Regions from separate parts of the Mus musculus genome. Here all the other regions are linked to region 3. The links are chromatin loops, found by intact Hi-C in ENCODE. Cell type or tissue: heart. All regions are shown on one strand.

Region 1 (4,000 bases), 92 kb before region 3:
AAAACAAACAAAAAACAAAACAAAACAAAACAAACAAAAAGAAAGCAGGATTTGGGGCTGGAGAGATGGCTCAGAGGTTAAGGGCACTGACTGCTCTTCTGAAGGTCCTGAGTTCAATTCCCAGCAACCACATGGTGGCTCACAACTATTCTTTTTTTTTTTTTTTTTTTTAAGAATTATTTATTTAATGTATATATGAGTACACTGTAGCTGTCTTCAGACACACCAGATCCCATTACAGATGTTTGTGAGCCACCATGTGGTTGCTGGGAATTGAACTCAGGACCTCTGGAAGAACAGTCGGTGCTTTGTAACCGCTGAGCCATCTCTCCAGCCCCTCACAACCATTCTTAATGAGATCTGACTCCCTCTTCTGAAGTGTCTGAAGACAGCTACAGTGTACTTACATATATAATAAATAAATATTTAAGAGAAAGAAAGAAAGGAAGGAAGGAAGGAAGGAAGGAAGGAAGGAAGGAAGGAAGGAAGGAAGGAAGGAAGGAAGGAAGGAAGGAGAATTGTATAAACAAGGTCAACTATCTAATAAAACACAAGTTCTCTCTTGGTATAGCTGAAAGCAGACAGGTGTTCCCTTAGAGAGAAAGAAAACCCAAAACTACTACTACCAGCCAGAAGAGGATTGGTGTCTAGAAAGGTATGAGTTTGGTAATGGTGCAATGCATTTTAACTATGATGTCATTCAATAAATATACAATAAATAAAGAAAGCCCAGGGATAGGATTTCAGAGAGTAAGAGCAAGCCTAAAGGACAGATATAGTCTAAAGCATTGTATTTTCTCTTGAATATACAAGCATTAAAATGTAAGGGTTTCTCTTGCCCTCTCACTCCCTTCACAGTGTCTGCCAAAGAGCAAGCAGAGCAAGCAGACAAAGATGCAAAAGGGCACTTACTTTTTGGCAAATCTCCAGTACTAGAGGCTGAAACTGTCCTGCTTCTGTCATGGGAGGGACTGCTTTCCTCCTGCTCGGTAAGTGGCGATCCCTCTGAAATCACAGAGCCACAGGCCACAGGTTCTAAGGGCCCAGAAAACAACGGTGTGGGAAACTCTGAAGTCTTATGTTGTCCATTTGGCAATTCACCATTGAATTGTTCATAGGAGCTGCTATACGTGTAATCACTCTCTGCATTTGGCTCATCGAGGTTATACTCCTCGGGATTTGCACAGTCATCTTCATCGTCCTCTTCATCCTCCAGCTGCTGCTCCAGTGAGAACGGGCCATTTTCAATATGGCCATTGGCTTTCGGGGACTCCACCCAGGTAGGGTCTAAGTTTGCAAGTTCCTGTTCAACATCATCTTCATCCTTCTCCGCGTTCTCCTTCTCTGCATCTTCTTTCTCTTCCTGGTCTTCAACTTCACCTTAAAGAAGATGAGAGTAAGATCAAGAGTCATGGCTCTCCTTTCAAAGTAGTTCTAGTTAGGCCTCATACCAAGAGACCCGTTTTTTTATACTTTTCTAGTTGTTTTTTTTTTTTTGAGACAGGGTTTCTCTGTGTAGCTCTGGCTGTCCTCAAACTCAGAGATCTGGCGGTCTCTGCCTCCTAAGTGCCAGGATCAAAGGCCTGCACATGCACCACACCTGGCTAGGAGCCACTTCTAACGGACCTCAGAACATGTCTTTTGTTTGCCAAGGCAAGGGAGCTTTCTAAATCTTGTTTCTGCTCATTTAATAATGAGCCCTCTCATCAGGAACAAGTTAGCTCTGGGGGGTAGGGGGAATTACAAGTAAAACTGGACTTTCACTTCAAGCCCTTCTTTTTCTTTTTTGAAGATGTTTACTGTACCTGATCTTTAGTGTGTGAACCCCCTTACAGCTGGAGTTGTAAGTGGCTATGAACAGCCTGACACTGTTAGTACTGGGAACCAAGCTTGGTTCCTCTGCAAGACTACTGATCCATTTTTCCAGCCATTAACCCTTTCTTCTGCCATTTTAGAATAAGAGCTGTGCTGCATTAAAGTTAGGAAAAGGTTAATCACAAAATGAAGAAAGGGTCATCACAGCACTAACACGTTTCTCAGACATCCTCCTTCCCTCTCAAAGCCTACTTTGAGATGTTGGCATCCACCTGGCAGATATTTTGCTGCCCCCATCTCCACCGAGAAGCTCAAGAAAGCCGTCCTTAGTGCCAATGGCGGTGGCAGCTCAGATGCTCTAAGGCACTCTGTGGCTCAGAGATGAGCCCTGTGTGCAGCTCCCACACACCCAGCAGCCCTCCCTCCTGCTCCGAGCTGTACTGACCATTATCCTTTGCTGTCTCTTCCTCAGTTGTGTCCTCTAAGTCGGCTGCTTTCAGTGTCACCTCCGGCTGGTACTCTCCATCCTGCTGCTCCCCGGAAGCTTCTGCAGAGGTGATGTTCTCCTCTAGGATTTTCCTTTCGGCTTCTCGCTCCAATTCCTCAATCTCCTGTAGGCGTTTCTCCAGCAACTCAGCCTGTCTCTTCTGTTTCTTTTTCAGCTTTTTCTTTTTGTTTTTAGATATTTTTCCTATCTACAACATGGTAAGAAAGTGTGGGTCAGGTGGAAGTGTGATGCCATGGGTCAGAAAAGCACTCTTTAAAACACTATTCAGGAGTTCAAGTATTGGTAACATAGTGAATCCAACTGTGCTTTCCTACAACCTACACAGTTATGCTCACTAACCCAGCCAGAAGAGCCACCTTAGGGGAGGGCTGGGCTCAGACTGTTAGTACCCTCCCTAACTTCTAGGAGAAAAGTCTAGGAGATGAGCATGGTGAAACACCTGGCTTTGAGCGAGAATCTTCTCTTGCAAGCAATCCTTGCTGCTGACTATATCGGGTCATTTTTATTCCTTAACAATAAAAACAAACACCTGCCAAGACGGGTGCCAACAGCACTATATCTGAGTTTGGCTCTGATACCAAGCTGTGAACAACAGCCAATATACCATGAACTTTCAGAAATAAGCAGATAATATAAAAAAAAAAATCAAAATCAAAAAAAGGAAAAGCCACAGTTTTGTCAGCCTCAAGCTACAGCCATAAGTCTCAGAAAGCCTAGCAACGAGTGCCTGCCAAGCTTCAGAGGCCATAACCCAACCCCAAAGTCCAGGGGAGAGCTACACAAGTAACAATTCACCACACTTGGAACTACTCCTCCGAGCCAACTGCTCAGTGATTCGACAGGATCACAGAATTGATGGTGCTCATTCTTACTTAAACAGCTGGCTATAAAAGATTAAAATGGTTTTTTGGCAAAACAGGATACTTGAAGGCCAAGAAGAAGTCATTTAAAAAAGAGTCTGGAACACTTATATTTTAAACTTGAACTAAAACCTTGCAATTCACAGACTTGGCCAACAGCAGCCTCGAGAGCCCAGGAGGAGCCTGGCTTTGCAGCAGCATGACTATTCCCATCCACGGCAGGAAGTCATGAGGGTTTTCTGATGACACAGAGCATTTACAAACATGCCCACTTCTAAATTAATGAAGGTTATAATATTTTCTACATAATTTGTGAAGCTCAAGAGTGAGCAGTTCCTTCTGACATGCTGAATAGACATGTGAATACTTACAGGTTTTTGCTGTGGAGCCGTACTCACTAAAACAAAATAAAACAGAATGGGTATTCAGAGGAAAACAGGCACCTTTGGGTAATTTGATTTGCAAAATGAAATAATACTGTTTTAATAACTACCCAGCTTTGAAAAACTTGAACCTTAGAGATTGCTAAAGATAGGAACCTAGGAAAAGTTTGTGCAATTCAAACAGACTGTGCAATTCCAGGCCACAGGAAGCTAAGCCCTCGCGCCACTTTCCTTGCAAACAGCCTCTCTCAGAGCACTGGCAAACTGAGCACAACGGAAAAAGAAAAGGAAATGCAAGAGTTTACCCATCAGTCACAGACCCAAACATGTTCTGCAAACGAGGCAATGAACATGTTAAATGAGAAGCTGCACAGTCGTGTTTGAAAACTACTGGGAAAGCACCACACAGGAAATGAACTCACATAGCACAGCAC
Region 2 (4,000 bases), 200 kb before region 3:
GACTCTGAGCTTTATGCTGCTTTGAAAATACCAAACCTAGTCTGCTGAAGAAGAGACGAACTTAAAAACAAACAAACAAACCAACCAACAACCCAGGCCTTCTTTGGACACTGATGTTTTGCTGAGGCTACTGGAGATGGTAAACTAGCTCCTGTTTACTCTTTCTCAAAGTCCCAGAAACCCTAGTGCCCCGCGCCAAAACAGCAGACCTTAAGAGTCCACAGAAGGCTTACTGGGATTATGAAAGAGGCTCATTTGTTTTCAAACTGTGGTCCCTCCACCCAGAGTCATTCCACTCCCACGCCAGTGTCTGCGGCTTTGATTGCTAACTAACCATCCACCCACAGAGACTCTAACATTGACTGGGATCCTTCAAAGAGGCCAAGGTATAAAGCAGGAGGAAACTATTAAGAACAGTGTTAGGAGTTAAGGGTTGAACATCAGAACATCAGAGAAAAAAGGCAATTAATAGAAATCTCCTGCTTGGCCTAAACTGAAAGGGAACATGGGTATGGAAAGTGTGTGTGTGTGTGTGTGTGTGTGTGTGTGTGTGTGTGTCCTGCTGTTGGAAGGACTGCAGAATTTGTGTCCACCAAGACAGAACTTTCAGTGCTGTGGCCCAGCTTGGCCCAGGACAGCTCATAGCCCAAAGCGCTGTAACCAGGACGGCTGGCTGGCGTGTGAACCCCATTCCCTCCCGCTTTGTCTAGATTTCTTTTGTATGCTTTCACTGCCAGATTGAAGTTTTCCCAGCTGGAAGGCTTGGGATTTGCTGCGTATCCCCTGGGGAATAACTAACAGCAGCTGCCTTCTTCTTGCTTCTCCAGCTTAGAGGATCAATGGATGACACAAACAAAAGGTCCCCAAGAAGAGATAATGTCAGAACGCCTGTGCCAGCCTTCCAAAACGGTGAGGTATGGCAAAACTATGAGCCATAATTACCATTACAGCAGGGTCAGATAAGTGGGCTTTCTTGGAAAGCAAGAAACTTAAAAAGAAAAAAAAAAAAATCGCTGGGCGTAGTGCCTCAAGGAAGCCCAGATTCTTCTTTGTCAGACTCCCACAAACGGCACTCAAAGTTCTCATTGCAGTGTTTCTGACAGCTGTTTCCATTGGCTTTAAATAGAGGCAGCTTTAGGTCAGAAGTCTGACTGCCACTTAAGAGAGCCACTAGGAGTTTTGTGTGGAAAATGGGATCGTACTTTGCATCTTACTGATCAGAGCTGTGAAGGTTAAGTCATGAATATAAAAATGCTTAGTACAATGTCCTGACATTAACTAGGGCTCAATTAAAGGTTAACCAGTTCACAAGAAAACAAATTTGGCCTATCACTAAGGAAACAGAAGGGAATTTGAGACAACAGTCACATGTCTAACACATGGCACACAGGAATAATGGGCCTAGGGACACTTGGTCAAAGACTCTGGTCATTCACAGGTCATAATCACCCAGTGCTTTCCTGAAGTACATGGGTTCCTGGGGAGTGGGGCTGAGGAGGTAAAGTCTAAGTACCAAAGTCCTTGACTACCAATGCAAGATAAGGCTACAAACAAGAAATCTTTGGGGCTATTTCATGTACCTGGCTCGATTTAAGTACTATCTACCACTCTTTGTCTTGTTTTCTAAAGTCTACCATACAGTCAACTCTAACATGGAAAGGTCAAATTTAGATGCTGAGCACATGCAGTTTATCTAAGTGCTGTGACAGATGCAAAGAAAACCAACATGCTCCCAGGCTGCAGAAATGGTATGACTATCTCATTAAGCAGCAGCTTGTGGCATGGCTCTGCAGCTAAAGGCACTCTGTCTGCAAGCCTGGTGACCCGAGTTTGATCCCCAGAATTCACAGTAGGTTGGAGAGCAGATTCCAAACTTGTCCTCTGCCCCTTTCCAACTTAATAACGATGGTCCTAGAGAAATTAGAGTTATATCTAGGAATTATTCTTTCCCATTGAACATTGCTCTCATTCTCTCAACTAGCAGAATTAGAACACCTGCTTCTTTACCTTTATTAATATTGGCTATATCAGGCCTCAAGTATCTTATTACACTCAAGACCTTAGATTTGCAATATATAGAACTAGGCTCCTCCTACATTACTAGGCTCCTCCTACATTACTAGGCTCCTACTGTGTCAGGTGCCCACATTACAGCTCCTTTAGCTTTAGATGATCCCAAGCTGGCACTTCTATCTATCATCACTTTACACTAGGAACCTGAAACCTAGAAATACTGAGGAGCTACAGCGCAAAGGCCACAGCCTAGGTCATCTCTTGGCCAAGTGCAAACTATTGTAGCAGGAAAGGGTCTCTTTGGATGCAATGGAAAGCAAAACGAATTACACTGCGGTGGTAAACAATTTAATCTCTTTTAGCTAAAGATAAACTATGCTTTTATAAAGTAACCCACTAGAGGGCGCTAAATACACAAACTGCGACCAGGGCTTTGCAAATGTCAAGTCTCACACTGGTACAAGATATATAATCAGCTATGGCTTCAAGCCAAAAAGGCTCTCCTCAGAAGAAGCATGATGCATTTTATGATAAGGTGTTGTGTACCCTTGTCCCTCCAACTAAGGAAGAGAAGAACAACAAAAGACCTCAAGCCCCCCAAAGCTTGAAGCTGTATGTCGAGCAATTAATAATCTGTTTCTACTTGATACTGACTGCTGTACAAGGTGCCTTTCACTTAGGCGTTTTCTTTGCTGCATAGTGACAGAGAAAGTGCAAGTAACTTAGGTGGGAACAACTAGATTATCCAGTTAAGTTCACACCACAGTCTCTGTATTCAGGGTGTGGCACTGGGAATGAATGCACACAGTTTCAGCTCACACCTCGGTCTCAGTATTCAGGGTGTGGCTTGGGGGAATGAATGTGCGCAGTTTCAGCTCACACCACGGGTCTCGGTATTCAGGGGGTGGTGCTGGGGAACGCACATACTTTACTACTGAGCCCTAAGGTCAAATCCTAGGAACTAAATAGAGACACCATTTCTTTTAAATTTTATTTTAGACAAGTAAAATTCGTACATATTTTTAAAAACAGAAACAAACATTCATATTTAATTGAAATCTAGAGAAAATATCTTCTACCCAGAATGCCTGATTTCTGAATATTTTTATTTTTTGATTTATTGACGTGCCACCTTTTCTTTCCTCAACAGAATACTCATTTTATGCAAGCAACCAGATTTACAAAATATATTTTATTATTCTCCACTGTCACACATTTTCACTGAACATTTAAGGTCACAAATAGACAGGCAAGGTGATCCAGCACCCTGACAGCTGCAGGGCACTAACACCTTAGTAAGTGCACACAAATACATACTGAGGTTTTTTTTTTTTAAAGCAAAATTAGGATTATCTTGTAAATATCACTTCAAGGCCTACGATAGCCATCTTTCCACATCAGCATTTTTAAATGATTGTCCGTGCAGCGTTGCCAGGCGAGTAGTACTGAGCCACAACTCTCCTCGCCTGTTTCATTTTGGTTTGTATTTTTACTGTTAACATAGCTTACATAAATAGTACATCTTAAGTCTGTACTAGATTGACCTTTCTATTATTTGCAAGTATACTCTACTGTGTGGCTTCCTCCCCATCAACAAGGCTTTAAACAAGAGGGCTCTTCTAATCCCAATCAGACTGTATTTACACTTTACAGTTCATATGCAGTTTCCCATTAAATGTTCTAATGTACAAAGAACTTCTGGTTCAACTGGTGTGGGGATCTGACATTTTTACCTCTCTGTGTGAATTGTGGATGCTGGCTGTGTCATTCAGTCGTGGGTTTGGTGTCCTGCAGAGATTTGTAGACAGCAAGTGTAAAGAAATCAAACCCCCAGCCTGAAACAGGGATGGTCCAACTGTTCCCTGTATATTCCAACCTGGTGGGTCCGCGGTAAAGCACAAGTTTGGGGTTATTTTTTGTGTAATAATCTTTTACTGTTTAAATCTTCATCGCTGCCTCCTAAGTTATCCCAAACACATTATTACAT
Region 3 (4,000 bases):
CAGGTTTTCCCAAGGCTGAAGATTCCTTTTGTAGCTCAACAAACAGAATCAAAATTGAAATCAGGTGGCTAGCCACAAACCAGAAGTTACAAGGGTCAAGAAAAATAAGCACAAAACTTCTTACTTTTGATTTTTTATCTCTACAGAATGTAGCTACATCTTCATTTGTAACCAAAGTTGTAACCACAGGCTTTACACCTAATGATGCTAAAAGTCAGTAAAACCTCTCTGCCCTCAGAGCAGCCTCCTGAAACTAGCACTCAGTTTGTCATGGAGGATCAGCTAGTTTCTGGTTTGGTTTTAACAATATTTCTCCTGTTATCATTTCTTTACCACCAAGTAATTTTCCACATTATTTTCCTAAATTTTCAGTCTATGAACAACATGCCCTAAAAATTAGAAAAAGATAAATCAACATGGCTTAAATACAGTTGTCAACATGAAGTATAAGTTACTGAGATAAACAAAAGGAAGGTGAGCATCACTGCCTGCCTAAGAACCTCAATGGCAAACATTGCTTACTCACAATCAACAAGCACAAGTGAACACAGAATCAAAACAGGGAACTTTGAGTCTCATTTTTTACAGCAGATAAAAATATCTTAATTTTGCTTATGAGGCAAAACAGTAATTTTCATGAACCATCTCCTTACAGGTGTAATCATATGAATGACAGATAAAATAATTGCTTTAAAAATACTTGTGAGTCATTTTGTCCTTACCTGCAGGCATGAACCATTACTGCACGCAGTGACTGTTCCACTGCCTAGCAGAGACTTGAAGAAACATCATATCTCTTTTTCAGAATGTGACTAATCTGTGGGTTTGCAATTCCTAAGCTATGTACAAATGGCACTCCCTTTGTTCATTAAAAATATATATATATACTTATTACAGGAAAAAGATCAACTATGTTTAAGCTAGATATTTACAAATAACCTTGGAAATTCTACATACCAGCAACCTCAAAATACAAGAACAAAAATCTCATAGTAAGTCTTTTAAAAAGCAAGATTTTTTTTTTTGGTTAAATTATTTTTTAAGCTTTCAGCACTGCCTCACTTGAGCCAGAGGTCTGCTGTGTTATGTGCGCATGCTGCAACTGATTAGACTGAGTGTTTTTCTAAAAAAATCAATTTCCCTTCGCAAAGCAGAACAGCTTGCCCAAATACACATCTTCAATACAGCACAACGCTAGCATGCAGTACAATACGTTACATAGCAAACTTGACAAGGAAAAAGATAAGTCCTGTTTGTTCCTTAGCAATGCTACACCATTAATTGTTCATGCAAGAGCTGTAGCTGTACCTTTCTGAAGAGGACGACTTCTCAGAGTTAACTGACATCAGCAGCTCAGTCTTCTGCTTGATTTCTGGAAAAATCAGAAAATATTCACAACCAAGATTGCCCGCCCTTGCTTACAAGCCTTATATCAAGAGATTTTTCTTCCCTAATCCCTTTTGTTCAGAATGAGGCCACAAGATTCACAGCACTTCTCTTAGGACTCGGATTCAATGGTGCTATAAAGGGAAACGGCTCCGAGGCACCAGGCCTTGCTAAACTATGCACATGACTGTTTATGAAAGCAGGAAGTACCACTTCTTTTAAGCAGAGGGGTGTCCTTTTTTTTTAAGGTAGAACTCCCCGGGTTTTATTAAAGGGTTTCAAATTGAACAAGCTACAACACAAACACGAAATGCTAACATCTAAACTCAATATACTAAATAATTTGAGAAGCCTAAATTAAAATGTTTCATTCTCAATGAACAGATATGCAACCCCTGGCTGCTTCTATTTGATTTGTCCTAAAAAATATGGCTCAGTGAATCATTTCTGTCACTTAAGAATGAAATATTAAACCAAAACCCCAATTCAATGATCAAAATGTTATAATTTCCTGATTGTTTTTAATGAAATTTAGCATCCCGTCCCTAACACCTTCAGGAAGAGACTTCTCTACATCTTAGCCTCCCCTCCTCCTTCACAGCACACAGTGAACAAGCAGTGCCCAGGCACCGAGCAGAGACGAGAGATATTCTTGTCCTTTCAGGAAGGACTGGCAACGCCACCTACATCAGAAATGTAACTGCAACTTCAATTTAATTAAAAGATGGTTGCTGGAACCAAGCTGGGTAAGAGAAGACCTTACAGGGAAGAGTTAGAAGAGCGCAGCCAAGGCAAAGCCACGGGAAATAGAGCAAACTGCCTTTAACCACACCAGCAACTCAGCCAGGGCTGGCAATCTCTGCTGAGTAAAGCCCCGGGTTCTTACTTCGTGGGAAACGCTGTTTTGTCTAGTCCTAAAAAGTATTCTAACTATATTTCTTTAATTACAGTATCTGTTTATAATAAAAAGTCCACATACTAAAATTAAAACTGTAATCATTGAAAAGCTATAAGGTCTCAGAATTTCAAAGCAGACCTCAATAAAGTGGGAGAGGATAAGCATGCACACATAAGTGTGTATTTCCTAGAAATAAAACAATGTTTTAAAATGCTGACTACATTAATAAAATTAAAATATGAAAAATATAAGGAAAAATTAAAAAATAAAAGTAGGAAAATACTTTCCCAGTGTTAAGGGATTCTCCTAATTTAAGCATATATCCTCATCCCATAGATATAATAAAATTAGCCAAACTGCTATAATAATAAAACTTACCTTGAGAATTCTGAGGTAAATTACAGAGCCCAACACAAGGGGCTACAGTGAATTTAAACTGTTCAGTAAAGTCTCCCCTCATTTCAAAAGAGAACTGTCTCCACATGGGACTTAGAAACACTTCTTCATTTTCAAAAACCATGAGACCTTCAGGAAACTGCCTATACTCTCTAAAGCCTCTATTTCCTCGCCTAGAAAATGAGGATAAGTATTTCTACTTGTGGAGAATTTAATTAAGTCGTCCACACAAAGCCCAGCAGACCCTCACATGGCATGTGGTGACCCTCCTTGCCTGTTCCCCACTGGCTACAACACAGCTCTCCTCAATACACGCTCGCTGAAGGAGTTAAGGAGGCATGGGCCTGCCCACCTTCTTGGTGTTTCCGTAAGTTTAAACCCGCTTTCTTCTCCCTTTCATTATCAACTTCAATGTGTATTTTTAACTAGGATGTTATGGTATTTAGAAGTTAACTACTATGTATCTCAAGTTCCCTACATTTTTTTGACTAGATGTTTCAGAATGAAATTGTACTTGAACCACCATTTTATTGCAAAAAAGATTTTTCTAAGTTCTTACTTTAGTATGTCTATATAAAAAACTTTAAGGTAAACAGCATGTTAAGGCTGTGGAGCCACATAACGTTATAGTGATGCTGGAAGAGTTTCCAATATTCCTTTCATATTCTCTCCAATTCATCACATCTGTTTAGTTCCAGAAACAGTGAGCCATTCAGGATGGATTTTATAATCACTGTTGGTGAGGCCTACACACCTTCCCATCTATGACACTACCTACTTACCCTAATGTGTTTCCATTGCTAGGCCTGGTTACCTTTTAAGAATTCCAGAATCAGCCAAGCACTGTGACGGCCGCCATTAATCCCAGCACTTAGGAGGCAGAGGCAGGTAGATCTCTGTGGGTTCAAGGACAGCCTGGTCTACAGGGCAAGTGTCCAGGGCCGTTACACAGAGAAATCTGTTGGGGATGTAGGAGGGGGGTAATTCAAAAAACAAACCTCCAGTGGGGCTGGAGAGATGGCTCAGTGGTTAAGAGCACCGACTGCTCTTGCAGCAGACGTCCTGAGTTCAATTCCCAGCACCCACATGGTGTCTCCCAAGCATCTGTAGTGGGATCCGACGCCCTCTTCTGGTGTCTGAAGGCAGTGCACTCACACATAAAATGAGCATGGGAAACCTTGCACCTGCCCTGCACTGAAGCAGCTCCTTTTACTCTCAGCCTTCTGAGTAACAGGATGCTCTCCACACCGACGGCCATCTGTCTGTCAATCTTTACCGGCTTTTCTGGCCTACTTCACAACAGTGTTCCTCATGAGTCTT
Region 4 (4,000 bases), 58 kb after region 3:
AATTGGACTTTATAAACATACCCAGGAAGCTGAGTGCAATTCATAAAAGCCTACAGAAACAAATGAACTAAGATTAAAGAAAGCTCCGTTTGCATATAAGGAGGAAATTATGTTGAACATAGACCACACTGCATCAGGCCAGGCCCAGCCACATCACTCAAGCTTGCCAGTCACTACCACAGTTTAAAAGTAAGTCTCCTCCAGACTTAAAATGTCTCATCATCAGGACTCTTCAATGTAGATTTAAACAAGGCGGGTGATTCTAACCTGTCAGAGCTGTCTGTGAAATGAAGAAAACCTAAGACCCCAGCTTCCTCAAGTCCCTTCTCTCCAGTGCTAGTCCTTGAACCTAGAAAGCAGTTTTGCATTTATCATGTCTGATGACAGGCTAGCTCTGTCCTCACTCCCACCCCATCCCCACACGCAGACAACACCTTGTGCTGAAAGCTACAATTAAACCCAAGCATCCACTCAGACAGCTGCTAAATTTCCATGGTTCACCAAAAGAAAAACTTAGGGTTTTCATTAGTTAGAACCAGCACTACTTTTTAAGGTTTTCTTTTATGAATTTTGCCTACATGTATATATGTTTAATACATGTATGCAGCTGCCCATCAGACACCCTGGAACTGAGGATAGTGATGGTTGTGAACCATGATTTTGGTGCTAAGAACTAACCAGGTACCTCTGCAGGAGCAAGAAGCTCTTAACTACTGAGCCACGATAGCACTTTGAGGGGTGGGAGGGTGAAACAGGGTTTCTCTGTATAGCCCTGGCTGTCCTGGAACTAGCTCTATAGATCAGGCTGGCCTCAAAACTTACAGAAACTCTCCTGCCTCTGCCTCTCCAGTGTTGGAATTAAAGGTATGTACCATCACTGCCCCGGGGAAATAGAACTAGTTTTTAAAAAGCATAAACTATCAGAAGCCTACATTGAGTTTCAGCATTTTAAATATCCCATATCTGATATCTGAGCCAGGGAGATGGCTCAGGGTAACAGTGCTTATCACCATGCCTGACAATTGGAGTTCAATCCCACAGACCTACACATAACAGAGAATCAATCCTTTTCTCTTTCTTTCTTTCTTTCTTTTTCTTTTTTTTTTTTTTTCCTACAGACCCAGTATTCCCAGGTAGTCTCCCATCTGAATACTAACCAGGCTTGATCTTGTTCAGTTTCCGAAGCTATGGTCAGAGAATCAAACGCTGAAAGTTGTTCCTTGACTTCCACAGGTGTCAAGGCTCTTACACATCCAAACCCAAACACACACACAAAATAATAAAAATAAAAACCTTTTTTAATTTTCAATGTTTACCTTCCAATTTTCAAGTCTTTTTGCCTCCTAAAAATAGATTTCTTTCATATTTATATATCCACATCTTAGGAAATCCTATACATACAGTCAAGTTATATTCAATTTTGAATGAAGACAATCCTGCCAGTTTTCCTAGATGTCACCAAATGTGTGGGAAATCCCTGCTGGGCCAATACAAATTATAACCACCACCTAAGAGAGCAGAGGGTTATCCCACCCCTTGCAAAATAAAGATAGACAAATATTTCGTAATTTTATTAAAGGCGAATTCTGTCTTTCTCTATAGTACCAAAGACACCACACAAATTTCTTGCGCAAAAGGAACAGCGAAGCAAACAATGTGAGCAAAGATGTTGATAGCTGGTCCAGCAAACCCAGAGAGAGAGGAAAGAGAAACACGCGGCGGCGCTCTGACGCCTAGGAAAACCCAGCTCTCGGGGAAAGGCTTCTCCGACAGCAGCTGCCCAACTGGGCTGCAGGTCCAGGCTGGAGGTGGCTGGCGCTGGCACATTTGAAATATCATAGTCGGTGGATCCAGTCCGGAGCACCACGCGGGACCCGCCCGCGCACACACCCACAGCCCACTGCAGCAAGCGACCTGGGCGCAGCCGCAGCACGCAAGTAACGCTCGACCCGAGCAGAAAGTTTCGAATGAAAAACCCGAGCGCCGAAACGCACCGGTCCCGGAGCTGAACTCACGCCAGGAACAACGCCCGGAGCCAAACCACTTGACAAGCAGCTCGGGTTTTCAGCTGGCTGGCCCAGGCGGGACCGGGAGGTGGCAGAGGCGGCAGCGCACTGGCTCCCGCAGCCCAGGTGTCAGCCGCGCCGCCGCCTCCCTCCCGTGCCCACTATCCGACCCGTGCGGTACAGGCACTGGGGTGCGGATCAGGGATGTGGATAAGGGGCTCAGGATACGGATCAGGGACGCCGATCCGGGGCGCGGGATGAGGATCGGGGACGCGGGGCACGGGGCACGGGGCGCGGGGTCGAGTGCAGAGCCCGGGCGGCTCGCAGGCTGACGGGCCAGGTCGCGGCTCCGGAACCCGCGGCCGCGCGCCCCTCCCCCCACCCCTCCCCCGCCGGGGCACGTAGAGCCGGCGCCGCGTCCCGGGAGACCCACCGCCCGCGGCCCGGGGACCGGGAAGCTCTGCCTGCGCGGCCGCAAGCAACATTCAGCGAGGCGGGGCGGGGTCGGGACCAAGCGCCGCGCGGACTCACTTTTTCGGATGTTTCTCTCTTTTCGGCCTCCGCTTTCGGGCCTGAATGGCCAGCACTGGGGAGAGAGAAGACACATTAACGGTCGGGTTGGCCGCCTGCGTGCCGCGAGGCGGGGCGGGGGCCGCTCGCGCCGCTCACCTTTCCTGGAGCTCATTCCGACTCGGGGCAGCCAGGCGGGGGGCTCCGCGGCGGAGGCGGCGGCGACGCGACAGTCAGCCGCACCGGGATGCAGCCTCCACTCGCTCGCCGGCCGAGGAGGCGGGAACCGCGCCTGCGCCGCCGCGGCCTCTCCCGCGGGGGCCAATGAGACCCGCCCCCGCGGCCCCGCCCCGCAGCCCCGCCCCCTCCGCGCCCCCCTCCGCAGCTCTGGAGCACGGGGGTCCGGACCCCGGCCGCGCCCTTATCACTCGCTCGGCGGCCCACCTGTGCTGAAGGGCGGTTGCGCGCTCACGGTTCCCCGCGCCCACGGCCCCCTCGCCCACGGCCTCCCGCGCCCACGGCCTCCACCTCCTTGCTTTTACGGCCGCCGCAGGCCACCCGTTCCCGGGCACTAGGCCCAGCCGCCGACCCTTCCTCCCAGCCACCGCTCCGCACCCCGGCTGGTCGTGCCGCACGCCTCTCCATGCGCTCTTCCTTGGCCAGCGCCTTGGCGGGTCTCTCGCCACCTCTCTCAGGCGGCCTCCTCTATCCCTTTGCATCTCTACATCCTTGCATCCCTATGAGCGCCGCTTCCTCCTCTCCGGCGGGCGTGGAAAGGGCACAAGACCAAGAGCTGAGGAACCTGGGTCCTTGAGTGTCTGTGTGACCTTGGAGAAGTGATTTTCCTCTCTTTTCCTACTCCATTAGGCTGCGTGAGTTTAACGAAGGAAAGATGCACACAGCTTAAATGGAAAGTTTGTCACAGAAAGCCTAATTTTCTAAATACCATGAGATAAGAGCCTAAAACAGCAATCATGCCAAAAAGTGATTTTTTTTTTCTTCCTCCTATAATGGGGAAACTAAACCCTAAATAGGTCAAACAGTTCTACCAGCCTGTATTTCTATTCAGGCCTGGCTGGTTTCTCTTTCTGCCTTCCCAGGCTACCTGGTTTCTCTTTCTACCTTCCAAGGCTATCTAAGATGCAAATCACGCTGACTGACACGTAGTTACCACTTCAGTGTTCTCTTGTCTCTTTGAACAATTACAGTATCTTAAAGATACTGGTCCTGAACACTCAGTCCTTCATTGGTTACAATTGTATCGTTGAGTTACAACTGTATCACTGAGTCTTACTCTAAAGATGTCCCAACAAACAGGAAAGGCCGCTCCAAGTTTGAAAAGATTTTACTTTCTCCATTTTTTTTTTCAAAAAATCTGAAACATACAAGAAAAATGCAGTAATCGGCACTATTAACCCACATTCACTAGGTTTTTTTTAAACGTTTCTCCACAGTTGCTCTGTGTGTGTGTGTGTGTGTGTGTG
Region 5 (4,000 bases), 180 kb before region 3:
TAAATAGCAAAACCCATTCGAGCCCTCATTCCCATCCCTAAGTCCCACTAAAAATACGTTTTATGCTATTGCAAATGTGCTTTAAAGACGCAGGATAGAGAGCTTTAACGAATATTTACCAGAAGCATTTGTAATTCCATTTTTTATTTTTAAAAGGACGACAAAATGCAACGTGAAGTATAGAAAATGACCTTTCAGTTTCATACAGAACAAAATACTAAAATTACTAAGAATACTTATATTTGAAAAGGCAACCCTCACCAGTAAGATTACTTAAACTCTCTCACGGGATGTACAGACAGGGAGGGTAATGAACACAAAGAATCTAAGGAGAAGGTTTGACAGGGCCCTTCCGTTCAGACTGTGATGCAGTCCTTAATCGCTGTCTGCCTAGAAACCCTAAGTGTTCCTGGGTGTTATTCACTTGCTTTCAAACTCTGAGAATGCTGTAGTCTTCTATTCAGACCCCCCAAACTTTATGTTTTGTCTGAAATAATCAACACTCCTACCTGTGGTGCCTTCAGAGCCTAACCTGTCCTTGTTACCCATACCAGTGACACTCAGGGCCTCCTAGTTGGCTTACAGGAGGGAACTGCCACCTTACGTAAGCATACTTTGCAAGGAGAAAGGCAGATATAAGAAGGCGTCAAACCTTCTCCTCCACCAGTGGCTGGCACACCCCGAAAGGAGTGTCCTTTCAGGGGCTCCCCCCCCCCCCGCAGCAGTTCTGCTGCGGGGAGTGGGGGAGGGGAAGAGCTTTCAAACAGTCATCTCTTCCTCTTCGGGCAGCCAACGCCGACCGCACCACCATCTCCTCCGCCCAAACCCGGTCCCCTCCCCCGCCCTGCCTGGGTCCCCGCCAAACCCCACAGGAATGCAGCCGGTCACATGCGCTGCGGCGGCGGTGGACGTGCCTCTCCCCCCGCGCCCCAAGGAGACCCAGCGCCATCTTGCCCTGACGCAGTTACAAAAGTCACAGGAGAAATTGCGCCTCCACGGCCGCACCAGCGCCCCAAAGTCTCGCAGAGGCCGAGCCAGGGCCCTCACCTCGCGCAGGGAGAGGAGCAAAAGGTCGGGGAAGAGCCTTGCGACTTCCTTCGGCACTGCTTGGGTTCCACAGAAGACGCGGCGACAACGATCACCGTCATCACTTCTCACTCTCTGCCTTTGCAACAGCCACCCCCGACGACTCTGGCCCCACCCGCTGCTGCAGCATGAGGTCATCGTCAGCCAATCCCTACGCGCCCGACAGAAATCACCAGACGCCGATTGGCTGCCGACACCGCCTCTGCCTCTCCCCACTCCTCTTACGGAGCACCCAAGGTCGTGCTGCGGGCCAAGAAGACGGAAACCGCCATTCCGGGGAAAGGCCCCCAAAGCCAGATCCGTAATCGCTGTGTGATTTTAGTGGAGAACCCTGTTTTGTTCCTTGGCCTCCCCTTTTCGGTTCGAGAAACCAGCTCTGTCCCTCCCTCGTTTAATCACCGCCACACAAACGAACTCCCGCTCCCCGCCCAGCACACTGTCCCGCGGCGGGGAATCCTTCCCCGGTGCTAAGAAGTATAGGAGGCGGCGGCAGCGACTGCACCGGCAGCGGCAACGGCAGCTTTTACCCCATACACGGTGGCAGGGAGGCGGCGCTGACGATGGCTGCAATTTTTTCTGCGGCTTCTCCCCCCGACCTCTTGCGTTTCTCGCTCCTCCATCGAGACAGCGCGGGACTCGCCAGCTCCGCTTTTATCCGGTGCCCGGAGCCTGCGCACTGGAGCCTCCTCAGCCACTAGTGGGCGTCGAGTGACAATCCGACCGGGCTCACCCTGAGCTGGCAGGCCAGGCCGGGGGGAGGGGGCTGCCGGGACTGAGGCTGCTTGGGGGGTAGGAGCAAGTGCATCACCTTAGGAAGTGATGGGAGGGGGGTCGTCCCCGTCCCTGCTGTCATCCTTCTACCCACTAGTAGCATCCTCACGCTCACCTACATCCAGGCTTGAGGGCTACTCGGGGACAACGGGTAAAGAGCCAAGCCCACCAGCTAGCAAGACCTCCCCAACCGTCGGCGGATGGATGAATGCACCTGTTGTGGGAAAGACGGAGTGTCTGGCCAGCTCGCGGCCTCTAGCGTGACGTCTCCACGCCTCGGCGGAGAGGCCGCGTCGGGCCGCAGCCCATAACCAAGATGGCGGCGAGTAGCTTCGTCCCCTCCCCCCTGCCCCTGCGGAGCGGGGCGGGCGGGCCCCGTGCGCTTGCCGCCGCCGCCGCCGCCGCTGCCGCCGCCGCCGCCGCCGTCGCCGCCGCCATTTTCCCAGAGCGAGAAGCAGTGACACTGAGCGGGCGCAGGGGGCCGAGTCGGAGATCGAGCCTGCGTTCGGGAGCGGCAGCAGAGGGGGCATAGACACTCGGAGCAGCCTCAGCGTCTCCTCGTCATTCCTGCCGTGGCCCGCAGTGCCCGACTCTTGGGTTCCCACTGAAGACGCTGCGCGCTGCTGCTTGGGGAGGGGGTGTGGAGTCGGTTCTGCGACCGCAGTGGCTGTCGTCGGGGGTCGACCGAGCGCTGAGGTGTGGAGAACCTCGCCCGGGGTCGAGCCGATAACAGGGTTCGGGTGTCTGGTGTGTGACCATCACAGGTCAGTGCCTGTCGTGTCTGTGGGTGTCGTGGGGTCCACGGTGGGGGGACTTAGGGCTCTAGGGAGAGAGGGTCGCTGTCCTTCGGGAGCCGGGCGTCCACACTGAACCCCAGGCGCCTGTGCTGGGGCCACGTCGCTTGTGGAAATGGAATTTGTCCTTTCTCCTGCCTGTCCCTGGCACTGGGGCATTATGGCGGGTTTTGGGGTTGTGGAAGGGGAAACTGGCAGTTAAACCCCCTTGAGAGTGGGAGTTAGGGAGGGGGCGCCCTCCTCCCTGGTAGCGGATTCAGGCCTCCGGGGTGAGGAAGGAGGCTTGTGACTGGTGTCGGAGAGGTCCCGCGAGCTGCCAGCTCTCCCCTCCTCCAGCTGCATCTTGTTCGGGTGCAGAGAGAAGACGTTTAGGCCCCATTTTCTTCTTCCTGCCCTTGTTCCCTGCCATTCGGTGGCATAATGTTCTCTTAAATGTGAAAGGGGTTAAAAGAACGCCTTGGGCATCTCTCTTTGTAGGAGAGAGACCGCTCCTCATCCTCTCCGGAGAGGGTAAACCCGCCCCTAAGGTGGTCACCCCAGTCAGTACCCAGCCTTCGCAGTCTCCTCCCCCGCTCTTCTTGCCTTACTGCCGTCCTTTACTGTGCCAGAGCCTTAGAATCCACAATATGGCTCATTTCAGGAAAGCTTATTTTGACCGAAGGATTGGCACCGACGCGGTGGCAGCAGACAGAGATGAGAAACAAACGGTTCCCTGTGCTAAACGGGGGAGGAGGGAGAGAAAAAACAATCCTGGGTGCTTGCCTCACTGGCTTTAGTTCCGCCTAGATCCGCCCTATCTAGACTGTCTCTCAAGAATGATCAAATTTAAAGTCAAAGGGAAATCACTGGAGTTAGTTCTAAAGTAAATTTCGGTGTTGCTTATTTTATTCATCCTTTAGAGATGAAGATAATATATATGTGTTTGCAGTTCTGGAGACCTTGGAGAAGAATCAAGTGAGGTGCATTCAGCTCTAGGTTGAAGATAGCAATACCTAATTGGGAAACAGTCTCCCTTTCCCTTTAATTTCTGAGATGGAGAGTAAAAACTGTAATTTCCCTCTTTTGTCCTTTACAGATTCTAAAAATGGCGGCCCCAGGCTGATGTTGTGGTAATCTAATCAGCTCGGGTCCTCCACACCCCATGCAGTGCGTTTGTCTGCAGTGTATTACAAGCGTATTATGTTTACATGAAAAAGATTGGGCTTGCCCCCCCCTCCTCCAAGCCATTTACAAAAATTCGTCAATTTTATTGCAAATTACAGTGTTGTGTTATAGTTGATTAATTTTATTGGGTTTTCCTAAGAGGCAAATAAAACAATACCACTTTTGAAAACAATAAGACATTTGGC
Region 6 (4,000 bases), 49 kb after region 3:
AAGAAAAAGGCAAAACTGTGTGTACATCATATGTACACTAGGTGCCCTCAGAGGCCAGAGGAGGTGTCAGATCCCGTGACACTGGAATTACTGGTTGTGAACCCTCTGACATGGGTCCTATAGAAGAGGAGCAGGTTCTCTTAGTAATTGAGCCATCTCTCCAACACCAAAGACTGAAAATATTTTAATGTTATGTTGTGTATTGTATGTGTATGCACATGTGTGCTGGAGGCATCTGTCCATGCATGCACACAGAAGCCACAGGAGAGCTCAGCCAGCTCTCTTCCCATCGTATTGTCTGAGACAGCGGCTCTCATTCCATCTGGAGCTCACTGATTGGCCAACACATCCCCAGATCTACCTATTCCTGCCTCCCAGCAGTGCATAGCTTGTTACATAGGTGCCAGAATCTAAGTCAAAACCTCATGTTTGTACAGAAAGGACTTTCAGCCACTGAGCTGTATTTTCAGCACAGAATCTTTCTTGATGTATTCATTCTAAACATTTACTTCATGCATGAAAAAACTCAATTTGTTTAGAATGTAAAATTACCCAGTTCCAAAAAAAACAAAAACAAAAAAACAGTGGCCAGAGGCTGAAGAGATGCATCAATCAATCAATGGTTAAGAGCACATGCTGTTTCCCAGAGCTGTCAGGCAGCTCCATGACTGTAACACCTGTCCTTTTACAGCCTTCTGGGGCACTTGCACACGTGTCTACAGACATACAAACACATAATAAGTAAAAATAAAAACAATTACAATCAGTGATAGAATCCACACACTCACATACACACTGTGTGTGTGACCATAAATGTGTATGTTCAGCCAGGCAGTGGTGGCGCACGCCTTTAATCCTAGCGCTTGGGAGGCAGAGGCAGGCAGATTTCTGAGTTCAAGGTCAGCCTGGTCTACAGAGTGAGTTCCAGGACAGCCAGGAATACACAGAGAAACCCTGTCTTGAAAAACCATAAATAAATAAATAAATAAATAAATAAATAAATAAATAAATAAATAAATAAATAAAATGTGTATGTTCTCTGTGTGTGAGTGTGTGTATGATAAATCAAGGGCTTAAAAAGGTATCTCATCTCTAGCTGCATATGTATCAAAAGATGGCTTAGTCGGCCATCACTGGAAAGAGAGGCCCATTGGACATGCAAACTTTATATGCCTCAGAACAGGGGAATGCCAGGGCCAAAAAGTGGGAGTGGGTGGGTAGGGGAGTGGCGGGGAGGGTATGGGGGACTTTTGGGATAGCATTGGAAATGTAAATGAGAAAAATACCTAATAAAAATTTTTTAAAAATTTTTTAAAAATAAAGGATAACAACAAAGAGTAAAAAAAAGGTATCTCAGCAATTAAGAGCTTCAATAGGACCTAGGTTCTATTTCCCAGCACCCACACAGCAGCTCAAAGCCACCTGTTGCAGGGAATCCAATGATCTCTTCGGGACTTCTGTTTGTTTGTTTGTTTGTTTGTTTGTTTGTTTGTTTTTTATTATTAGGTATTTTCCTAGTTTACATTTCCAATGCTATCCCAAAAGTCCCCCATACCCACCCCCCTCTTCGGGACTTCTTAGACATCAGGCATACATGTGGTACACAAACACAAAACTCTCTTAGTATAAAAATAATAATGGTAGTAGTATTAGAACTTACTTTGAATTTTTTAAAAGAAAATGTTTACTGTCAGAGCTTGCCAAAAGCATATGAAGAAAATAAAGAGAATCCTTTAACAGTTAAAACCATAACCAAAACTTAATAATGTCCTATATAATCAACATCCATATAAAAATTCTAGGCCCGAGTACTAGGCAAGGCTCAGGAAGCCACAGGAGAGCAAAGATGAGTGGCAAGAGTCCTAAAGTTATTACTTATTAAGTCACGCTTAATACATGTATCATGCTAAACATACCACAAGAATTCCATTCACAGATTCCTATAGTGCACTTTACAAGAATGTTCAAACTGCATAGCAACTGATAGTTATAAGATGGACTACGAAGCTGTGACTGTCAGCAGAACTCACACCTCTTTCTAGCTTACGGGCTCCTGTGTGTCCTTTGTTTATGCAGTGGCTAACACCTTCATATCCCACTAAGGAGGCTGCAGCTTTAAGGCCCCTCCCTATCTTCAAGGCCGATATTCAGGTTCTGGGAGGAAGAACAATCACACCTTTAAGGGTTCCTAGGAGGGAAAAGGCAGAGCAGCTCTGAAACTTACTCCTTACCCACTGTTTGGTTTCTCAGTATGCTTCACCTATTTGAAATGCATTGAAAAATAGGCTTATAAATTATTTAATATGCTTCTTTCCAAAAAACAGAAACCAAACTCTCAATGTGGGTTGTACCCTTCCAGGTTCAGGCTTATATTTCCAAGGGTGAATCATAAAAGATACTGCTGCCTCCTTCTGTCTCAACACTCCCAAACAAAGGCAGCCAACTAGTTACAAAGACACTCAAAGAACAATCCCACAGTGGAGTGTAATGCCTCCCCTGTCAAGAGGCAGGAAGTACATCACCCAGTCCAGCCCAGGAGAGATCTAGAACAAACCTGCTAGGCCACTTTCACACTCCTAGTACACAGAACCTTTGAGAGTGCAGTCAAGTTCCTGCATTTATAGTAATCTGACTCTAGTTTTGGTCTCCTTACCCCATGCAAGCAGTCCTCTACCTTGCTAAGTAAGGGAAGATGGCCCTGACTCCTGACCTTCTTGCCTTTGACTCCTAAGAGCTGGGATCACAGGCATCAGCCACCTGCCTGACCACGGTAATTTGTCCCATGACAGTGACCACTGAGAATACATATCTAAAGTCATTCAATCCCTTCCCTCCATGCTTGCAACAGACATTATCAGGTACAACGGCAGTGCGCGTGGCACACAGGACGAGCCTGCTTTACGTCTAACATGGCTTCTGATAGCGTCTAATTCTAGTGAGCCCACTCATGCTGAGAAACCAATCCATCCACTCCTTTCCATTCTACCACAACTGAGTCTCACCGTGGGCACTGCAATAATATCACCACCCCCAAATCTTCAATCCCCGTTCTTCCCAATCCTTACTTCATAGAGATTTTCTCAAGCAAGTAAGTGATTTTGCTACAGAGCTTCTTAACTCTTTGCAATGAAGGGCTGGCAAGATGGCTTGGTGTTTGTAAGCCCTTGCCATGCCAGTCTGGTGACCTCAGCTCCATTCTTAGAATCCACATAAAAGGGGAAAAGGGCACATGCCTCAAAGCTACACTGTCTTTTACACACACACACATTTTTTAATAACCCTCTGTGTTTCCCACTGTTAACAGAGAAAGTCAGCACTTCCCAATTTTTCACTCAAATTACCTTTGACCTGCTGCACGCCCCACATGTACAACGAGACATTCAGGGTCTCTCAACCACGACTGCTTCAAAATGTCCCATTCTCTCTTTTTAAATGCTCTCGTGTACTCATCAGGATTGACTCATCCCTCCTGCTAACACTCCACTCCATTGTATATCACTGTGCACTGTGGGCTTGCCTGTCTCTGTGAACAGCTCATAAGCCCCTCACTGCAATAATTAGCTGGGCCATGACTGAGTCCGTGTATTATCTGAGGTTCAATATTCTCATCAGCAACATGAGGGAATTAGATTGAGTAATTGCTCAGAAACTCCTAGCTCCGGGTTCCCTAAGACTCGTATTTATCTTTAAAGAATCAGTATTCTGTAGTATAGCACACATGTAATTTTGAATCTAAACTCTAAAATTTATCAGATTTCAATAAGTGTTGCTTAACAATTCTGTACCTCAGTTTCTCATCTATAAAATGAGAAGTGTCATCTATTTAAAATTCTTTCCTTCTTTAACACTCTTATGAGCTATAATACACATACAATTCACCTACTTACTTACAGTATATAGCTTAATAACGTTCAGTATATTAAAAAGACTTCTATAAGCACCAACCTAATCATATTCAGACTTTTCATCAACAATCATTCATTAGCCAAGCATGCTAACT
Region 7 (4,000 bases), 65 kb before region 3:
AACTCTGCCAAGTACCCTGAAGATGTGGGAAGGACACAGAACATAAACACACACATGGCTTAGACACAGGGAACATAAGCAACACATATGACATGACACAGGGAACATAAGCACACACATGACACAGACACATACACAGGGAACATAAACACACACATGGCATAGACATGGAATATAAAAACACATGACAGACATTGGGACCATAAACACACATATGACATGGACACAGGGAACATAAGCACACACATGACACAGACATACATACAGGGTACATAAGCATACACATGACATGGACACGGAATATAAGAACACATGACAATGACACAGGGAACATAAACACACATGAGATGGACACAAGGAACATAAACCCGTATGACTTGGACACAAGGAACATAAACACACATGACATAGACACACACCTTTAATGATACAAACAGTGAAATTTGACAACAAAAAACACCAATACTTCAAGAACCCCATTCTTATTTTTAGATTTGAGTTCATTAAACACACTATGATAAAAAAGTGCATAGTAGCTGGGTGTGCATGCCTGCAATCCCAGTACTTGGGAAGATGAGGCAGGTTTGAGGCTGGTCTCTGCTATACAGCAAGACCTCTTAAAAAAAAAACCACACACACAGTGGGAGAGGAAAGGCATGGTGCAATTTTCTAAACACTATGGAAGAAATACTGCTGGCTCTATACAATCTTTTCCATTATCTCCCATGTGAGATGTCTGTCTACTGCACTGTATATATTTATTTTTAAAAGTTATTAAGTAATGTGAAGTATAGACTGCAAGTGACAGCTCCTTCTGCTGAGGATAAACACCAGCAAAGCACACATCTGAGGAAGAAGTGTTTCCTGACTCCCCTGGCTCAGGTAAAGTGTTTTTCCTTTGTTTTTCTTATACCCGTCCATGAAGTCATCTTCTGCTCTGTCACACAACACAACAGAATGTATTTGCTACGTATTTCTCCCTTCTGTTCCCGAAGAGATGGCAAACCCTTAGGAGATGCGGCACAGGCTTTCTATAAATTCGGTATCTTCGGTGGCTTGTACATAGTACTTACTGGGACCGTAACAGACAGAACATATAACAAGCACACAGACATGAATAAGAGGGAGGGGTTTTTGTTACATAAAACAGCAAGTGCAGAGTGTGCCTCACCTTTAAAATATAAGCTAAAATCAGGCTTAGTGACCTGTGTCTTTAATTGCAGCCCTTGGAGTGGATTCAAGTGGAGCTCAGAGCCAGTCTAATCTACACAGTGAATAGTCAGGTCAGGCAGGGCTATACAATAAGATTCTGTCCACAGAGAGACAGGCAAACAAATAAGCAAGCAAACAAAAATCAAAACTTTTTAGGTTATTGTTGTAACAAAGGATGAGAGAGGAAAGCCTCATGAAGAAATCATGGAGATGGGTTTAAGTGGGATAAGTTTTACATAGGAAACAGAGAAATAGACTGGAGAGTTGCCTCAGTGGTTAAGGGTGCTGTCTACTCTTCCAGAGGACCCAGATTCAATTCCCAATACCCACATAGCAGCTCACAACTGTGTCTAACTCCAGTTCCAGGGAACCTGACACCCTCACACAGACATACATGCAGTCAAAACACAAATGTGTATAAAATAAAAATAAATAAACCCTAAAAAATTAAAGAAAAAAGAAAAAGAGGAAGTCACGGGTCTGGCTGAGAAGATCATTCCCAATTATACAAGAGTTTGGACTTAAAAAGAAAAGAGAGAGAGAGTTTGGAATTTGCTTTTTGTGGGGAGAAATTAACAAAGTATACCCGCCACACCATATCTCACGTCTGGACAAGGAGAACCTAATTTACATATACCTCCTCACGTAGTATCCCATCCAATACTACTGCTAAGAAAACTGTAAGACTTGTTATTTACTTGAGTTCATTTAAACAAAATATATTCTAAAGCAGTCTCTACCCTTCCTCAAGTATACACCACACACTGAACTGTGGCCTAACACGATCCCTGCGCAACTCCAGCCTAACCTATGAGTGCATCCATGTAACAGAGCAGCTGGGTCTCAGCCAATAAGGCAGACACCGCCCAAACATGACCATGTAAGGCAACTGGCAACTGCAGGGACCAGGGACTTGCTTGCCACTCCTTGTCCTTCCTGGTATGAAAGCCACCCGCCTATGTGACAGAGTAGGGCATGTCTGCAAGGTTGCCCAGTTCTAACGTTTGTTTTTTTTTTCTGGTCCAAATAATCTATGCAAATTCACAAGTTTTTCAGGCTTTTTGGTTGTTGTTTTTTTTTTAATCTGTAATTTAAGTTACAAGCTTCTTACATATGTCTACATACAATTAAAGGTCAGAGTTTGCTGATTGTTCAAGTGTGTTAATTCCCTCCAAATTGTAGATTAAACAACTAAAAGAGTTTACACCAACATTTTCCTTTTAGTTGTTTTTGTCTTTTATTATTTCTTAAATACCAGATACAACCATTTCTCGCTTCAGGATTTCTTTGACAGAATAATCTAACGCTCCACTCCATGAAAAACACTGTTAAATCATTTATCCTTCCCTTCGACTGAAAAACATCCTCTACAGAAACCAAATACAGTGGGATGTGTGCGCGTGTGTGTGTGTGTGTGTGTGTGTGTGTGTGCACGCGCGCGCATTTTTTACATTACAGGAAAGTCTTCCAGCGATCTAATATATGGTCACACCATCTTTATATTGAAAATTTCAATCTATTCAATATTTATTAGTCCTTGGCAATTTTTATATTTTAACATCTTTGTGGGGACTTATTTACACTTATTATCTCTATTTCACTTACGACTGTTTTATCTGTATGTATGTATACCATGTATTTGCCTGGAACTCACAGAGGCCAGAAGTAGGCATGAGATTTTATGGAACTAGAGTTACAAACAGCTGTCAGCAGCTAGGTAGGTATGGCAACTGAGCCCAGTACACTACAATGTCAACCACGATCCACTGAGAGCACGGAACCATCACTTCTGCCCCATGTTTTTTGTTTTTCTTACTTTTATTGTGGGCAACAATAGAGCAGCAGCACTGTATGAGATCATTAATTTTTACATAATTAAACAGCCTCACATAATTAAGCACTTAATCACCAATTGTTTAATTAAGAACATATGTTTTTAAATATCAGCTTGGACACTGGCAGCTCAATGACTTTCAGCTCATTTCTTAGTTCTTAATTATGCTCTGGATAAATAAAAGTACAATACATCACATTATGAACTGGAAAAAATATATAACCAACATTAGAATAAAAAAGCCTTAAATGGATGTAAGTCCAGTTCAGAAGCCAGAATCCACATGAGAAATACTGGGATTTTCTTTTTAACAAGTAAAAATATTCTTTAATAACTAAAACTGTTATAATAAAAAGAAATAGAAAAACATTTTCTTGGCTATTTAAAGCTAAAAATGACACTGCAATACATTTGAGACTTTAAAAATGAATTAAAAACTAAATCCCTTCATCCAGTCTAGATTTATTGCTATTTCTAAGCTAATTTGATTTGTAAGATAGAAGAGTGAATCAGAGTGTATAGTAACTAACCGGTACTGACATGTCTGCTGGTTAATTTTAACTGTCAATTGTTCCCATAACCTAAGCCACCTGGAAAGAAGGAGCATCAGCTGAAGAGTTGGCTGTGGAACACTGTCTTATCTGTGACTGAAGGAGCATCAGCTGAAGAGTTGGCTGTGGAACACTGTCTTATCTGTGACTGAAGGAGCATCAGCTGAAGAGTTGGCTGTGGAACACTGTCTTATCTGTGACTGACATGGGAGAATCCAACCCACTGGGGATGTTGTCAATATTCGACAAGCATAAAGAAGCTGAATGAGCCGGAGCCAGAGAGAGAAAGCTAGTTAGCAGCACACCTTGATGGCTCCTGCCTCACAGTTCCTGTCCTGGCTTCCCCCAGTGAGGGACTATTGCATTTGATTTACCAAAACAACAAAAAGCAAGCTAGAATAAT

Evidence for each region. Peaks named below come from ENCODE experiments on the same cell type or tissue, not always from the same donor. Only the 100,000 strongest peaks of a DNase experiment are listed, where the experiment ranks them.
Region 1: a loop joins it to region 3, with 1.8 times the contacts of the local background. A loop is called at or near these places in 6 of 42 quality-filtered maps.
Region 2: it touches region 3 in a loop (2.1-fold over the local background); 2 of 42 quality-filtered maps call a loop at or near these places.
Region 4: a loop joins it to region 3, with 2.1 times the contacts of the local background. A loop is called at or near these places in 2 of 42 quality-filtered maps.
Region 5: it touches region 3 in a loop (2.2-fold over the local background); 2 of 42 quality-filtered maps call a loop at or near these places.
Region 6: it touches region 3 in a loop (1.9-fold over the local background); 3 of 42 quality-filtered maps call a loop at or near these places.
Region 7: it touches region 3 in a loop (2.2-fold over the local background); 3 of 42 quality-filtered maps call a loop at or near these places.

The regions. Positions count from the first base shown.
Region 1 is chr5:23,523,236-23,527,235 of GRCm38, forward strand. It overlaps Srpk2 (serine/arginine-rich protein specific kinase 2), which reads right to left. Exons shown (of 16, transcript NM_001359173.1): 9 at 3,555-3,580; 10 at 2,261-2,510; 11 at 913-1,380. Among named protein-coding and RNA genes, the nearest start is that of Kmt2e, 91 kb to the left of the region's middle. In heart, no CTCF peak of the experiment used is centred here; no DNase peak of the experiment used is centred here.
Region 2 is chr5:23,413,544-23,417,543 of GRCm38, forward strand. The region is part of intron 1 of 5031425E22Rik (RIKEN cDNA 5031425E22 gene); the gene reads right to left. Among named protein-coding and RNA genes, the nearest start is that of 5031425E22Rik, 18 kb to the right of the region's middle. In heart, a CTCF peak has its summit at 2,412 (motif pointing right); DNase peaks (open chromatin) are centred at 278, 738, 2,448, 2,818 and 1 weaker place; H3K27ac peaks cover 304 bases.
Region 3 is chr5:23,615,019-23,619,018 of GRCm38, forward strand. The region is part of intron 2 of Srpk2 (serine/arginine-rich protein specific kinase 2); the gene reads right to left. Among named protein-coding and RNA genes, the nearest start is that of Srpk2, 59 kb to the right of the region's middle. In heart, CTCF peaks have their summits at 713, 2,065 and 3,840 (motif pointing left); DNase peaks (open chromatin) are centred at 1,513 and 2,113; H3K4me3 peaks cover 1,909 bases; H3K27ac peaks cover 1,511 bases.
Region 4 is chr5:23,673,183-23,677,182 of GRCm38, forward strand. It overlaps Srpk2 (serine/arginine-rich protein specific kinase 2), which reads right to left and starts at 2,785. Exons shown (of 16, transcript NM_001359173.1): 1 at 2,676-2,785; 2 at 2,538-2,592. The coding sequence starts at 2,691. In heart, a CTCF peak has its summit at 1,726; DNase peaks (open chromatin) are centred at 1,869, 2,129 and 2,789; H3K4me3 peaks cover 2,204 bases; H3K27ac peaks cover 2,056 bases.
Region 5 is chr5:23,432,163-23,436,162 of GRCm38, forward strand. Kmt2e (lysine (K)-specific methyltransferase 2E) reads left to right here and starts at 2,302. Exons shown (of 26, transcript NM_026984.2): 1 at 2,302-2,621. It overlaps 5031425E22Rik (RIKEN cDNA 5031425E22 gene), which reads right to left and starts at 1,174. Exons shown (of 3, transcript NR_165300.1): 1 at 1,048-1,174. In heart, CTCF peaks have their summits at 1,775 (motif pointing right) and 2,371; DNase peaks (open chromatin) are centred at 859, 1,249, 1,859, 3,179 and 1 weaker place; H3K4me3 peaks cover 4,000 bases; H3K27ac peaks cover 4,000 bases.
Region 6 is chr5:23,663,585-23,667,584 of GRCm38, forward strand. The region is part of intron 2 of Srpk2 (serine/arginine-rich protein specific kinase 2); the gene reads right to left. Among named protein-coding and RNA genes, the nearest start is that of Srpk2, 10 kb to the right of the region's middle. In heart, a CTCF peak has its summit at 2,493; no DNase peak of the experiment used is centred here; H3K27ac peaks cover 371 bases.
Region 7 is chr5:23,549,775-23,553,774 of GRCm38, forward strand. The region is part of intron 3 of Srpk2 (serine/arginine-rich protein specific kinase 2); the gene reads right to left. Among named protein-coding and RNA genes, the nearest start is that of Kmt2e, 120 kb to the left of the region's middle. In heart, no CTCF peak of the experiment used is centred here; a DNase peak (open chromatin) is centred at 2,067; H3K27ac peaks cover 405 bases.